Linked DNA regions of Homo sapiens: region 2 is linked to region 1. The links are chromatin loops, found by intact Hi-C in ENCODE. Cell type or tissue: GM12878. All regions are shown on one strand.

Evidence for each region. A loop is a pair of places that touch in the nucleus more often than their neighbours do. Peaks named below come from ENCODE experiments on the same cell type or tissue, not always from the same donor. Only the 100,000 strongest peaks of a DNase experiment are listed, where the experiment ranks them.
Region 2: a loop joins it to region 1, with 2.9 times the contacts of the local background. A loop is called at or near these places in 3 of 110 quality-filtered maps.

What each region holds. Positions count from the first base shown.
Region 1 is chr7:156,545,054-156,553,053 of GRCh38, reverse strand. All of the region lies in intron 2 of RNF32-DT (RNF32 divergent transcript), which reads left to right. Among named protein-coding and RNA genes, the nearest start is that of LINC00244, 8.6 kb to the right of the region's middle. In GM12878, no CTCF peak of the experiment used is centred here; DNase peaks (open chromatin) are centred at 3,888, 4,573, 4,973, 4,983 and 1 weaker place; H3K4me3 peaks cover 560 bases; H3K27ac peaks cover 369 bases.
Region 2 is chr7:156,813,723-156,821,722 of GRCh38, reverse strand. The region is part of intron 4 of LMBR1 (limb development membrane protein 1); the gene reads left to right. Among named protein-coding and RNA genes, the nearest start is that of LMBR1, 75 kb to the left of the region's middle. RefSeq lists an enhancer at 535-1,035. In GM12878, CTCF peaks have their summits at 1,067 and 4,561 (motif pointing right); a DNase peak (open chromatin) is centred at 4,593.

The sequences.
Region 1 (8,000 bases):
GGGCTTCACCTAGACATGTCCAAGCAGGTAGAAGAAGGACCCTTCTGTTTCTAGTTTTCTAAGTGCTTATTATTATTTTTGATATTGATATTGGCCAGCAGTGTATTACTCTTTTTTCCTACCCCTTTATATATTGCTGAATTAAATTTGCTAATATTTGGCTACACTTAAACTAGGGATATAGTCTGTAGTTTTTTCTTGTAATGATATTTCTGGTTTTGATTTCAGGGAATAACTGGTTTCACAAAATTGAGTTGGAAAGTGGTTCTGTTTCCTTTATCTACTTTCTTAAAGGTTTGATAGAATTTACCGAAGTTTTGTAGGTCTGGGAGTTTGTAGAAAGGCTTTGTAGGAAGGCTTTATTTTTTAATTTTTGTTTGTTTTTTTCTTTTTTTGTGCTTAAGTTTATGGAAGGCTTTAAATTATTAAATCAGTTTATTTTTTGCATCTCTTTACATTTTATTTATTCTTAAGTTGGTAATTTGTGTGTTTCACAGAGATCATCATTTTTACTTAAATTGTTGAATCATTTTGATAAGGTAGTTCATACTAGTCCCCTGTTATCTATTTTATATCTGTAATATTTATCATGAAATTTCCTCTTTTATTCCTGGTATAGGCAATTTGTGTTTTCTCTTTTTTCTAACTAAAATTAATAAATTTTACTGATCTTTCAAAAAAACCCTGATTTTCCTTTATTGTCTGTCTATTTTCTGTTTGTTTTTAACTCTTTATTTTCTTCTACTTTGGATTCAATTTGATTCATATGTCTTGCACACCCAAAACTATTTTCTGATTACATCATAGTATAATATTGTAAGACATCTTCCTTGTAAAACATTTGGACAAAAGTATTAGGAGAAAGTGAATTTCACCTAGATATGCACCACCTGTGATAACAAACATCAGCATTCGGGAGAGATTCAAACTTGTATCATTTTATGCAGATGAAATTATTTCATGCAACTTCATATTTTTTCTTCTACTTCCCTGTTCATTTTGCATCTTAATATCCCTCTAAAATTCTCTCTCAGCGCCACACCAAAATTATGAAAACTATAGTGTGTAAACTTTCATCTATTTCTCTATGCACACTTAATATGCTGGTGTATGTATTTTTTAGTTCATTCTTTTATAGAAGTACATTCATATTATAAGCATTTCACTACATCTTATTTTTTCTTATGCTTACATAAATTTCTTTCTTTCTTTTTTTTTTTTTTTGAGACAGAGTCTCCTTGTCACCCAGGCTGGAGTACAGTGGTGCGATCTCCACTCACTACAATCTCTGCCTCCCGGGTTCAAGTGATTCTCCTGCCTCAGCCTCCTGAGTAGCTGGGATTACAGGTGTGTGCTACCATGCCTGGCTAACTTCTTTGTATTTTTAGTAGAGATGGGGTTTCACCATGTTGGCCAGACTGGTTTCGAACTCCTGACCTCAAGTGATCCACCTGCCTCAGCCTCCCAAAATGCTAGGATTACAGGTGTGAGCCACTGTGCCCGGCATATAAATTTCTTATAATAAATATGGAATGAAAAAAAATAGACACAGAAATTCCCCGAAGCCCATTGGCATAGTTCTGTCTCATTCTGTGTAGTAGATGCCATGGCATTGTGCCAGAATCTGTCATCTCAGACCCAGTTTTATTTTACTTTCGATTCTTTTTTGGACACTTAAAACTAGGCTTATAAGACCCTCGTGTTTGTACACATCGAGTACTTATATAAGGTGCGTTTTGCTTTTTGGGATAGGAAAAGATAGAAAAATAGATGGATATATGCTTTTCTATATGTTGCTAGATTTAGTGAAGAAAATGGTAACAAGCCATACTTCTCACACTTCCAGCGGTGAATGAGCAAACCTTCTTCTCCCAGTGCTGAGGTAACACTCCCTTTCCCCCAGTCCTTGCTATCCGAGTATTCTGCAGCTCCTTGATTTTAGCAATTTGGACAATGTCTTTCCACTTCCTCCTATGATTGATGAGGATTTAATGATTTTGTATCACCAGGCCTTCCCTTTCAATATAGTTATATGACTATTTGCATTTTCATCAATAAACAGTGTTTTCTTTTTGGCATGCAGACGTTTCACATTTTCATGTCAACCAATATGTATGGTTTCTGCTTTGATGTCAGTCTCAGGGAGCTGTATTTCCTCCGCCTGTTCTAGACTGTTCCAATGTGTGGTTTTATTATCTGCTGGCACCACTTTCCCTAATTGCTCTTCTTTTTGTATGTATATAAGATTCCTGAAGAATTTTCAAATCTTTTTTTTTTTCAAATTCCTAAAATAACTTCATTAAGATTTGGATAAAAATGATGTTTTTAATTTAAGGAGAACTGATATTTTAGACAGCTGAATTTTGGAACAACAGGTGTAAATGCTCTTAAGTCTTCTTTCACGTCCTTGGGTGGCATACAGTGTGTAATGGAATGCCTCAGCGTGGGGCGGGTGTGTGTTTGTGTGTGTGTGTGTGTGTGTGTGTGTGTAGAGAAAAGATGTGCTAGTTGCTTTTCTTTATGGATAGATGCAGGAGATTGCCATAGAGGAAATCTACGTTGCCTTATAAATTGATGTCTCTTAATTAACCCCCACCTTGGCAAAATTAACATTCAGGACCTCAGTCGGACACATCCACTCAGCTCTTCCTTGAGAATGCAGGGCCTGGGGAAGGGGGTTACTATATAGTAGAAGGAGTCCAGGGTCTCCTGGTGTGGGGGAACCAGCACCTCAGCCTTTTCCTCCCTGGATTTGGGGCTGGGGAGATCTGTCAGGGCTTAGCAAGTTGGCACCGAAGTAAGTCAAGGGTCAGAAGAGGTAAGTCCCTGAAATAACTTTGTCCTGGTGGCAGAAAGAGATGGATCAGTAGACGAGGAGGAGAGGGGCAGTGGCCGTGAGCCTGGAGGAGTCAAAACCTTGATCTGTGTAGCCCATCTCTCCTCAGGCAGCCTCCTGGGGAGGGGATATGACTGTGGGATGGAAGAATCAGCCCCATGGTACTTCATGTGGACTCCTTCCACCTCTCTTCATCCTTCTGGTATCTGCAGTGGTTGGAAAGCTGACTGCGTTTCTAAGACACACATGCAACTGGTGTAGCCATATGACTGTCTGGGCTGGTGAGAAGGTAGAGGTGACATCTTGCCTGGATGCCTGCTTTTCCTTTCGGCTGGTAGGATGTGGAGACAGCTGTAGCCTCCACCCAGAGACAGCCATGCGCCCAGCATGGCAGAGCCGCCGGGCCAGCCTGGACCTCCAGCAGCATCATGCCATTGTCATGTACCTACTGCGGAGCTCTGGACTGTGACATGAGCATGATGTACACTGATAGCTCATTCATCTCGCTGTATTTGGGGTCAGTAACCTCATCAGAAACGTGAGCCTGCGGATGGGGATCTGCTGTAATAAAACCTTACAAAATGTGCGTTGGCCCAGCAGCCAGGGGCAAGCATGAAGAAACAGACATTGTGGGCTGTGAATATGATGGTCTTGTGAAGTCCTGGGAAGACGTTTGGTGGAAGTGTTACCCACATGGTCTGGAACCCGGACAGGAGGCTGTGGCTTGTGGAACCCATTGTTCCAGGAGAGGCAGTTCTGGGAAGAAGAAAGGCTTTGGTGAGTCCTGGTGTCTTCTTGCTGCTTCCAGCCAAGTACTGGGAGAGAAGGAGCCCAGGAGGGGACTGGGCGGTGTGCGGGCAGATGGATGCGATGGCAGGTGCTCTCGGTCCTTGGTCCAGTCATGTGAGGCCTCCCAGACTTGGATAAGAATGTGATTTGCCTGTCTTTTAAAAATCGATTTTTCAGCTTTAAAAATATATAATGTGGTTTTTCACCTTTCGTTGGTTTCAGGGGTTGCAAAAATCCCAGGCTGTGGCTTGTTGGTTTCCGCAGGCTTTTGCTGCAGGCTAAACCTTTTACCTGTCAGAGTATGTGTGGAGGGTTTCATGTCTTTACCCTCTATTTATCCTGGTGGAATTTGTGGAACTTTATAAATGTATGGCTTGCCTTGATGATGTCTTTCATTAGTTTTGGAAAATGTTACCGATGATCTCTTTAAACAGTGGTTTTTCTGTACTCTGGCTTTGGTTTCTCTCTGGATCTGCAGTTTGAGGCATGTTAGGTCATTTCCCTGAAGTCCAGCAGGCCTATCATGCTGTCTTCTGCAGTCCCCACCCTTTTCTTCTCTGTGCTTTAGTCGCGACATTTTCCATTGACCTGGACTCTAGTTCATGACCCTTTCTTCTGCTGGGTATCATCTGCTGTTAAACCCATCTGTTGAGTTCTTAATTTCAATTATTGTATTTTCCAGTTCTAAAATTCCCATTTGGTTCTTTTTAATAGATGTCAATTCTCTGGTGAGATTTCCCATTTTTCATTATTTTCCCCATCATTTCCTTGAACATATCCATAAACTATTTTAAATTCCTTACCCGGTAATTTCAATATGTGCATCAAAGGTGGGTGTATTTCTGTTGACTTGTTTCCCCTGACTTTTGGTCACTGAGTTCTGTCACGTTAATGTGCCTGGAATTCCCCTGCCCGCCCTGAATTCTAGACCTTGTATATGAACAGTTGTGAGATCTCTGGGTGTTGTCTGCTCCCAGAGAGGGTTCATGCTTTCTGTGCGAGGCAGATCAAGGAGGCGATGGTTGCCTTTCCCTCGCTGTGGTCTAAGCTGACTTGAGGCTGGGCCGTCAGCTGGGCTCTGTGTGCCTCTCCCCTCCTGGGGTCTCAGCCAAAGGCCGTGGGGATCAGCAGGCTCCTCTTCTCGGCAGGTGCTAATCTCCAAGCCTTGATTTTTCTAGAACTTGCTAAACATTCGCTACTGTGGCTTGGGGCTTTCTTTTTGGCTTGGTGCCTTTCCACCCCTTGCAGCCTCATAAGGCAGCGTATGTGTGAAGGAAAATGCTGACACCCGCCAGGACTGGTTTATCCCTCCCCTTCTCAGGGGGAACCTGGTCCCTCGAGTCTCTCATTTTAGTTCTCCATCCACATGAGCCTGCCGAAGCCTGGGTGGGGTCTCTGCCTCTCAGTCGTGGCCTCAGGACCGGCCCTTTGTGCAGACCGCAGTCTCGCTCTATATCAGGCTTGATGGGAGAAGCTGCAGGACGTGGCCCCCTCTCTGGGGAGCTTACCCTTCTCCGTGGTTTGGCCGTTTCAAGTCCTGTGGTCTCTGTGGTGCTTCAATGCTTTCAAACAGATCTTCGGGGTGTTTTTTTTTTTTTTTCCCCAGATTTTCTGTTTAATATTGGCAGGAGCACTGGCTCACCACAAGCAACCTCCTACATCAGCAACTTGAGCTTTTTCCAAATAAAAAAAATTTAAAACATCAATAATAAATAACTGTCCTCTTGGAAGCTGCAAGGGAAAAGCAACCCTATACTGATTTGAAGAATTAGACAGGCACCTAGCAGTGAGCTGAAATTTCATCATGCCCTGCTGTGAGTTTTTGATTCTTCCCCCGACCCTTTTTTTTTTTTTTTTTTTTGGAAAAAAAAAAGTCAGGTTAAGAAAGTTCCTTTCTATTTTGTATATTGTTTAAACACATGAATGATTGTTAATTTTATAAAATGATTTTTCTGAATCAACTGAGGAGAGCATATGTCTTTTCTTCTTTAATCTGTTAGGTTAACTTAGTAGTTACTTTGTAGATATTCTGGTGTTGAACCATTTTCACTCTTGGGTTAAATCCCACGTTGCCATGATAAATGATCTGTATACACGGCTGATGTGCTAATATTGAGTTTGGAATTCTTGCGTGTGTGAGCAAGAGCAGGGATGGCAAGTGACGTTTTCCTGCATTTTCCCGCTCTGGTTCTAGTGTTAATGTTGCTGGCTGCGTTAAACGGGTCGGACCCTCCTCTGGCCCTGCTCGTCTGTGAGCCTGGTTTACCTGGTACCTCGGGGATGCTGTGTCATGGTTGTCGTGCTGTTTTCAAACTCCACTACTCTCAGGTTTCCTTTTTTTTTTTTTTTTTTTTTTTTTTTTTTTTTTTTTGAGATGGAGTCTCGCTCTGTTGCCAGGCTGGAGTGCAGTGGCGCCATCTCGGCTCACTGCAAGCTCCGCCTCCTGGGTTCAAGCAATTCTTCTGCCTCAGCCTCCTGAGTAGCTGGGATCATAGGCATGCACCACCACGCCCAGCTAATTTTTGTATTTTTAATAGAGATGAGGTTTCACCATGTTGTCCAGGCTGGTCTTGAACTCCTAGCCTCAAGTGATCCACCCACCTCAGCCTCCTAAAGTGCTGGGAATACAGGTGTGAGCCACCATGCTCAGCCAGCTTTCCATTTTTGTATCACCTTTGGTTCATAGAGTTATTTAGCTAAATTTGAGCTTGATCATGTTTTTTTTTTTTTTGGCAGGGGGTGGGGCGGGGGGTGGTGTGGTTGGTAGATTTTATCTGTCATGGTAAATGTTTGGGCCTGAGAGGGAACCTCAAAACTGATGCTATAATGACATCTTGGCAAGAAGCCCGCAAGAGGACATTTATTTATTTTTGAATGTTTTAAACGTTTTTGTTTGGAAAAGGCTCAAGCGCAGCAGGAAGGTTGAAGAATGCTGTGAGGAGCACACGGGTGCAGATAATCGTTGGTGAGCGTTCTTGCCATGTTGAACTGATGTGTGTACAACTTCTCTGCTGAACTGAGAAAAGCACATTTTGGATGTTGTCACTTTGCTCCTTAGTGCAACATGCACCTCCAAGAGAGTCTTTCAGAGCTTGGAGAAGACCCAGTTTCTGATGGATGAGAGATCTCGCCGTGCAGCCACCCCTTCCCTTCATCCTCATCATCATCCGTGTTCACTTCCGTGATTTCTAACTGCTGGAAGGACAGCAGTTGCAGCACAGGAGGCTTTCCAATGATGACGGACCGGGAGGCAGCCCTCCCGTGGTTTTCTGCTGCTGTGTCTGTTTCCTGGGCAACAACAGCTTTGTGCCACGTTTCTCAGTCTCCTCCCCAAGAGATCCTGTGTGCATTTCATCTGTTACTCTACAGGGAACACCTGAATTTAAAATTGTTAAAACGCTGTAGTAATGAGTTTTCTCAGGCCTGTAACTGATGTCAGGAGACCTTTCCGGCCCATTCACGAAATGTGTCAGATATAGAATAAGTCTAACACAAAATTCACAAATATATGCTTGGATAAAAAGGCCATCATACTGAGAAAAAAAATATTACCTCAGTGCCAACAAATTAAAAATAATTTTATATCCAAATTGTTGACTAAGGTATTCCCAGGTTTCTCACATCCAGGTTTTTATGCTAAAGTTCTTTATAAAAAGAAAATTTTTAATTTTTTTTACTTCGGAATACACACCTGTTTGCTTTACTCATTTGAATTTGATGATGTGTTTTCAAAGAGTGATTGAATGAAACCTGTACTTATCTTGTGTGTGTTTTCTGGTGTTCTGTGTAATGAGCAGGAAGCCTCATTAGTATTGAATGCATATGCCCCCGTATTACCTGGTGTGATCTCTGGCCAGGCGGTGCATGTCCAGAGGCCTGAGTAGGAGGTGGGTAAACCAGTTCCCCGATTCTGGCCTACCACCAAGGCTTGGTCAGACAGAGTCAAAACAAATACTTATTAAATTAAATCAAATAAGTGGGTTCTGGTAGTTGGGTTGGTTGGAGCGTTTACTGTGCAAGGAACAATGGAAATGCAGATGGGGTCTCTGCATTTCCGTTCACTTTTCTCCCAGTGTGGAGTGGTAGATTGCCTTCCTGTTCCCTCCTTTACTCCTCCTTAGACTTCGGGTTATTCACATGACTTCACACATGTGACTCTGCAGCTCCACCTGCTGAAGGGGTGCTTTGCATTTTCCTGCCCTGGACTTTGGATTCAGATGTGTGAGTTGCATTGACGTATGGAACGGGGCATAAGCCTAGAACTCAGAGGCCTTTTTTCCCCCAGCCTCTTGCACTTCTTCCTTTGTGTTGGGGACTTGCCCAGGATAGCCCACTTCCTTTGAGTTGGGACCTGGCCCAGGATAGCCCACTCTTC
Region 2 (8,000 bases), 270 kb before region 1:
AATCTTCCTCTGCTGAGGTCACCCTTTGGTGAGCATTCACATGGGACACAAATACTTTCACATTTTTTTCCCATTCAAAGAGGTCTGTTCATGTACCTCATCCCAATTTTCTTATTTCCAGTTTTCCAATTGTGTTTCTTCAAGACTCTGAGCATCTGGCCAAACCATTGGCCATGGTCCATTAATATGTAATAATCACACATTTGGCTATTTCTCTTTCCAAGCAAAGCAAACCACCAGATGTACAGCCCATAGATCTGCCCATCGGAGAGTTTCCCTTCACCGCTGTCCTTTTAGGGATGTTCCAGAAAGGGGCAGTAGTGCTGCAGTTGTCCACTAACGTGGGGGCCTGCATATCATGCAGAACCATCTGTAAACCAGGCCCAGGTCTTCCTCCGTCAGCTGATTTTAGGGAACTCTCCAGGAGACTGTAGGTGCAGGCTGGGAGAGAGAAGGCAGCGTAGCGGGAGTGGGGACCGTCGGCATTGGCGGCACTTCTTTATGTAACTTGTGCCTTTAGGGCCTACTTAGGCCCAGACATGTACCACTTCCATTTGATGATGGAATGCTGCTGTGCACACCCAACTTTCTGGCTTGGTGGGTCGGAAAACATTCAGTTCATGATGGGCAACTCAGGTCCCATGGTAACTTGGTGGTCCATGTTTCAGCATTCAATCCCTACTAAAGCCCCATAGTGGGTCAAGAGCTGTTTCTCAAAGGCAGTTGTTACCCACAAGGATGGCAGGGCGTTGCCCCAACATCCTAAGGGCCTGTGCTGCAGTTCACCTTGAGAGGAACCTGCCAAAGGCTCCACACAGCATGCGTCTCTGCCTCTGCCCTTTCAGACACCCTTGGATCTGCTGGGTCATGTGGCCCAGGAGGCAGAGCAGCCTGCACAGAGCCTGGAGCTGCCGCAGAGCCTTCCCTCCTTCTGGGCTGTACTCAAAACCAGCAGCTTTTCAGGCCGCTCAGTAAACCAGCTGGAGCAACACACGCAAATGAGAAATGTGTTGTCTTCGAAGTCCAGAGAGGCCTGCTAGATGTTATGCCTCTTTTTTGATGCAGGAGGCGCCAGATTCAACAATTTATCCTTCACCTTAGAAAGGATATCTCCATATACCCTACAACACTGGACCCCTAGAAATTTCACTGAGATAGAAGGCCCCTAAATTTTTGTCAGATTTATTTCCCACTTTTTGACACACAAATGTCTTACCAATAAGTTTAGAGTGGTTGTTAACTTCTCACTCACTAGTTACAATCAGCAAAATATCGTCAACATAATGGGCCAGTGTGATATTAATATCCTATGGAAGGGAAAGGTGATCAAGATTTCTGTGAACTAAATTATAATACAGGGCTACAGAATTTATATACCCTTGACGTAGGGCAGTGAAGGCGTATTGCTGGCCTTGTCAGCTGAAAGCAAACTGCTTCTAGTGGTCTTTACTAACAGGGACAGAGAGAAAAGCATTTGCCAGATCAGTAGCTGCATACCAGATAGGTGGCATGTTAATTTGTTCAGGCAATGAAGCCACATCTGGTACAGCAGCTGTAATTGGACTCACCACCTAGTTAAGCTTAACGATAATCTTCTGTTATTCTGGAAGCTCTGTCTGTCTTCTGCACAGACCAGATAAGAATCGAATGGGGGTGTAGTGGGAATCCCCACCCCTGCATCTTTCAAGTCCTCGACGGTGGCAGTAATCTCTGAAATCCCTCTAAGAATGCAGTATTGGTTTTGGTTTACTGTTTTCCCAGGTAGATGCAGTTCTAGTAGCTTCCACTTGGTCTTTCCCACCATAATAGCCCTCACTCCACAGGTCAGGAAATCAGTATGGGGATTCTGCTAGCCATTCCATTCCATTAATTGCCTTCTGGAAGAGAGGAGACAACCACAGGATGGGTTCAGGGACCCGCTCTGAGTTGGGCCTCTGCTAAAATTCCACTGATTACCTGACCTCCATAAGCCCCTACTCTGACTGGAGAGCCACAGGGAAGGTCTCCTAGGATCAGTGTCAGTTCAGAGCCAGTGTCCAGAAGTTCACGAACGGTCTGGTTATTTCCTTTTCCCCAGAGCACAGTTATATCACTAATATTCATTTGTCAATCTGTCATTTACAGTTTTGTGACATTTATGGGATTCTGTGAGTACTCAGAAAATGTTCAGATTCCTTTAATCTCCCATGGAGCATCTGTTCTAGTACTTTCATGTTGAAAGTGTTCAATAAATATTGATTGATTGAAGGAATAAAAGTCATTATAATTATATCATTAGGAATATTTTGGCAAAAGTGAATTTGAAAGGAAATTTAATGGCTTATTTTATAAAATTGTCAGTATGGATGTTTTTGATTGTGCCTTTAATGTGTAAATCACATATGGATTAGAGGCTAAATGTGTTGATAATGCTTTTTTTTGTATGTGCAAATATATTTAGTTTGGCTTAAATATAGTGTTTGGATTTTGGATACAGGTTTGAGATGTTATGTGTTAACCATATTACCTTGGAATGCTACTTTACTTTTCTGGGCAAGAATTTTGTAACACAAATAAAATAATAACCTTAGTAAACTGTGTCATGTAAGCAAGATGTATCTCTGTCTGCAGTGAGAAAATAGCTTGAAAAATGTGATACAGAAAAATGACATTGGAGCATTGGAGTTAGGAGACCTGATGATGATCCTCTGGCCTCTGGGTTTTGGCTGGTGGTTGTCATCACTTGTCAGCTTGATGCTGTGAGATGTGTTCTGTCATTCACACAGTGTGGGTCCATGACATGCCAGCAACTGTAGTTTGTTGTAGGATAGGGCAGAGATGACAAATTAAAATGGTAGTGTAAGTTCTTTTTGTTGTTAAAATAGGAAAAAGGGTTAAAAAATGGACCGAAAAAATAAAGTATCCACTTCTATACATTTTCTATATCTTGTGTACTGTTAAAAAATTAATAGGAAAATATGAAACTCTTCATTTCCATAAGTTGAAAAACAATGATACAGCTGCTTTGTGGGTTTTCCTTTTGGGGGTGATAAAAATGTTTCGGAGTTAGGTAAAGGTGGTGGTTGCACACCATTGCAAATGAACAGTTCAGTGCAAATGCCACTGAATTGTTCACTTTAAAATCGCTAATTTTAAGTAATGTGAGTTTAATATCAAAATAAGAGCTAAATAACAATAAAAATTTGGAAGATAGGAAAATGATGGAGTTAGATTGTACCCTTAAATAAAACCAGGAAATAATTCTTCAGTTTTTGAGTGATTTTTCCCCAGTGGGGCCCAATTTTGGCTAAGCTGTCCACTCACTTATGACCAGAGATAGAGACAAAACAAACATTTGTGACATGAATGCCCAGTTTGAGATTGTCTGTTAAAATATAACCACAATGAATCCGACAAGTCACTGCAAGGACTGTGTGCTTTATTTTGATTTGTCATCAGGAATAGGCGATACACTGTTTGGACATCATGAAGGAACAATGCAAAATCCATCCTTTTAAAATTCATTTTTAAGTTCCATAGAAGATCCAAAAAACCAGACTTTTAGAGTATAAGCAGTCAAACTTAAGAAAATATTATATTTACTTATGAATAGATGCTAAGTCAAAAGTAAGTCCCTAATAAATTTTAATGTACTGTTGTTCACTAAATGTTCCTAGTCATTTGGGCTCAGTAGTTCAGTCATTTATCATAATGTGTATCAAGATAGTTACTGGATATTGAGGTATTGTTTATAACATTACAAATAGAAAAATCCTAGTGTTTGGGATAGGAAATTAATCATATCTTGTCGATCCAAACAGTGGAGTGCTTTTCTGGACATTATAGATGATAATGTAGGTATTTGTTGATATACAGAGATACCAGAAAAAAGCCCATATTTACGATCCAATGCCTATTTTGTAAAAAGAAAAAAGAGTACATGTGTAGGTAGCTGCATCAAAAAATACCTGGAAGGGTAAATACAAAGAGTTTAACTTTTTGTAGGATTTTATGATATGCATTTTTTTTTGGTATTTACATTGCATTTGGTGTTTGCATTTATACAATGGACATATTATTTGTTTTTTAAGAAAAAAGTTATGTGAAGATAAAAAGTCCCACATTTCATTGGTAGTTGTTATTTATTTTTCTTCTAAGTAAATAAGCAGAGGCTATTCTAATTCTGAAGTTCTCTCTCTGTCTGTCTCTGTCTCTCTGTCTGTCTCTGTCTCTCTCTCTCTCTCTCTCTCTGTCTCTTTTTACCCCAAATCAACAGTGGCTAATAATTCTGAAGTCCTCACACTACTTGAAAACAGACTGTAATCTCTTTTCTAAGCCTTATGCTTTGTTGGTAGAATTTTTAAAAATTGTGTAAATTGCTTTTTGATAATTGGATTAGATCTTTAATTCTACTGAAATATTGAACTTTTGTCATTTTGGAAATTATTGAGTATGGCTGAACTCTGATTAATTTTTTAATTTAAATTCATGAAGGCTTTTGTCTATGTGAGGAAAAATGATAAATTATTTCCTCTATAGTATTGTATATTGTAGTTTGAAATATTTTGTAACTCCAGCAGATGGAGCTAGAAGTTAATGCATCCTATGGTGATCTGGAAATTCAGTCTTGTTTTGTTTTATTTTAAACCACAGTTAAATAACTTTAAATTCAAATACCTTTTCTGGGGATGGGCATTGGATATCTTTCAAATAGGTTTCTGTTATAGTGTTGCTGAATTTTTTAGGGTTTGACTACTATATGGAAATATGTAATTTTACCTTTCTAAAGCAGAGCGATTTGATTAATATTTATTTTACAAATTAATATGAAATAATGTATAATGAAATATATGTGTTGGCCCTAACAGTAATTTTTAAGAATGATTTATCAAAATTATAGAATATTATTAAGGAATATGTATGTGTGTATGTTGATGTATATTTATAAAATGTTAGAAATTTACTAAGCTTTGCAAAATTGCCAAGAATGTAATTACTACTTAGCAATATATCTTAGATACATTATTATGTCTATGTATTAGATGTTCTTCTCATAGTATTTTTACTTTCTTATATATTGCAAATTGTATTAGATTAGCGTAAGTTGAGTCTGAAATTTTCACATTTATTTATTCTGGCTAATAAACTTATTATTTTGCATTTAATTACCTAGGTTGAAAAAAGCTGGTTGATCAGTACATGAAACAGGCATCTAATTTCTTGACAAACTAAATTAACTGGTATTTGGAACCCTTCTTGATTCAGGGTACTGAATCGTTTTCTTCAGTTGTCCAACAGACATTACTCCTTGTTTGATCTACTGATAAAGATTTCTTCACCCCGTCTCCCATCACTACTAAAAATACAAACGTTAGCCTGGTGTGATGGTGCGTGTCTATAATCCCAGATGCTCGGGAGGCTGAGGCACAAGAATCACTTGAACCTGAGAGGTGGAGGCTGCAGTGAGCCAAGATTGCACCACTGCACTCCAGCCTGGGCAGCAGAGTGAGACTCTGTCTCCAAAAAGAGAAAAGAAAAAAGGAAGAAAGAAAAAAAAATATTTTTTTCATTTAGCTTTTGATAAACTATCTTTGTTTTAATAAAAGTAAGTGTATTGGTTAGTCAGAAGAGATACTTTTTAGTGATTTGTGAGCATTGCCTAAGGCAAAGTTTTATTTTTTTAACTTTGACATCTAGAGAAGAATTTGAATTTTACTGTATAAAAGGGACATGTATGATTAGAAAGATAAATTCTGGAAGCATGTATGTTTATGGATCAATAACAATAGAAAGAGCCTTCTTTTATGCTCCAGAATTTATCTTTTTAATCATACATGTCCCTTTTATACAGTAAAATTCAAATTCTTCTCTGGATGTTAAAAGTTAGAAATAGATTTTAAACTTTTTTTCTTCTGAATATAAAAGCATAGTGGACCCTTAGTATTCGAGGATTTATATTCATGGTTACAACAATTTGAGAGCAATATTTGAGGCTCCCCAACACGTGGTAATTTGTAATTTTGCTGAGGCTAAAATCTAAACTGTGCACTCAGAGAAACTAGTAAGTAAAGTGAGCCACGTGGCTAATGAGTGAGCCTAGCTCAGCATCCCCATCTCAGTTTAGCTTTATTATTTTCTGCCCTTTTAATTCATTTTATGGGGGAAACTGTATGATACAGGGATGTGGGGAATTTTGAGTTTCACAAAGATGTTTAAATATATGCTTTGTGAATTTTAGAGGACTTTATATGCTTCTTACAGAAAACTTAGAATATCCAGACAAAAAAATCACGCACAGTTGTGCTACATTGATATTGTTAATTAGTTGGGGTATTTATTTGCAGTTGATTTTCTATGCCTGGTTTTTGTCATTGTCATTTTAAAATATTTTCAATAACACCTATGTATATAGGTTTTGCTGGTTAAATTTTTTTTTTTAGTGAAATTAATGAGAATAATTCTTTAAGGAAAGGGTTGAGAGCTAACTGTAGTTACAACCTGCATCATTTTGTTGTTGTTATATGGTCTAAATGCTGGTGTATGTCAGAACTTTTCAGTTTTTTTGTACTTTTTTTTTTTTTTTTTTTGAGACGGAGTTTCACTCTTGTTGCCTAGGCTGGAGTGCAATGGCATGATCTTGGCTCACCACAACCTCTTCTTCCCAGGTTCAAGCGATTCTCCTGCCTCAGCCTCCCGAATAGCTGGGATTATAGGCGTGTGCCACCATGCCTGGCTAATTTTGTATTTTTAATAGAGATGGGGTTTTTCCATATTGGTCAGGGTGGTCTCGAGCTCTCAACCTCAGGTAATCTGCCTGCCTTGGCCTCCTAAAGTGATGGGATTACAGGTGTGAACCACCGCGCTTGGCCTTGTACCATTTTTATGATGTTGAGACAGGGCAGGGAAGAGGCACTGACATTTGTTTAACATATTGGGTGTTAATTTATCTTCTGTTCTTCATAAGAGCCCTGTGAATTATAGCCTATTGCATACCTGAGGAAACTGGGTGACAGAGTTGCAGTCCCTCTTCAAGGTCACGTATTTGTGATAGGTGCAAATCCAGGCTGTTAGACGTAAAGTGCTACGCACTTAGCTATCTGCCATTGAGAACTGGTGAGGTTTTAAAAATCACAAATTGTGTGAATACCTTGATTTTGTTAGAGTACATTATAGTACACTAAATAGATCTAATATATTCAATATTTTACTGAAATTAGATTTTTAAAAACCTTTCTGTAGTTGAAAGATGTCCTGGTGTTTTAAGAAGCCTTGCTTGTACATGTACACACCTACATGTAAACAACTGAGAAAACAAATGCAGACATGTTTTGTTCCATTTTACAAAACTGATTGCAGGCTCAGTTAAGCATTTTGTTTTATGTTGATAGAATTAATGGAATATCATATTCATTATTTCCCTTAGTAAAATCTTACTAAACTAATATATTCTTTTTGGCAGATAATATTAAGAAAACTCAAAACATTGTTCCTTTTTCACCCAGAATGTTAAGTATGAGACATTATTCAGTCATATGTAGAAAGAAAAAGAGATCTGGGATTTAATCCCAGGGCTACCATTTGTAAGTTGTGGAATTTGTGAGGAATTTATTGAGTCTCTTTTAAGAAAAAGTTCAGTTTATGGGTGCGTTGGCTAAGGGGATCTTAGGTTCTCTTCTGCTCTGTATCTTATTCTTGGTGCACTAAAATAAGAGCAAGGTTTTATTTATTTTGAACAGATTTTAATTTTAGATTCTTACAATTGTATCTGTTCTGCTTAAGTATTGAAATAAATATGTATTTTAGTTCGTTAGAGGAAAGAGGTTATTTCAGTCTAAAACAATTCTTTGTCTGGAAAAGATAAAAAAAAACTAGGACTTTTTTTCTTCAAGAGATGGTGTTTTTTCTGAATGTGGATTCAAAGTAGCAGGTATTGAACAGTGTAAAGGAACTTAACCAAAGTGAGGCTTTGCAATTATTTCATTATTATTTTAAAATTTTCTAATACAACATCATTTGAGTAG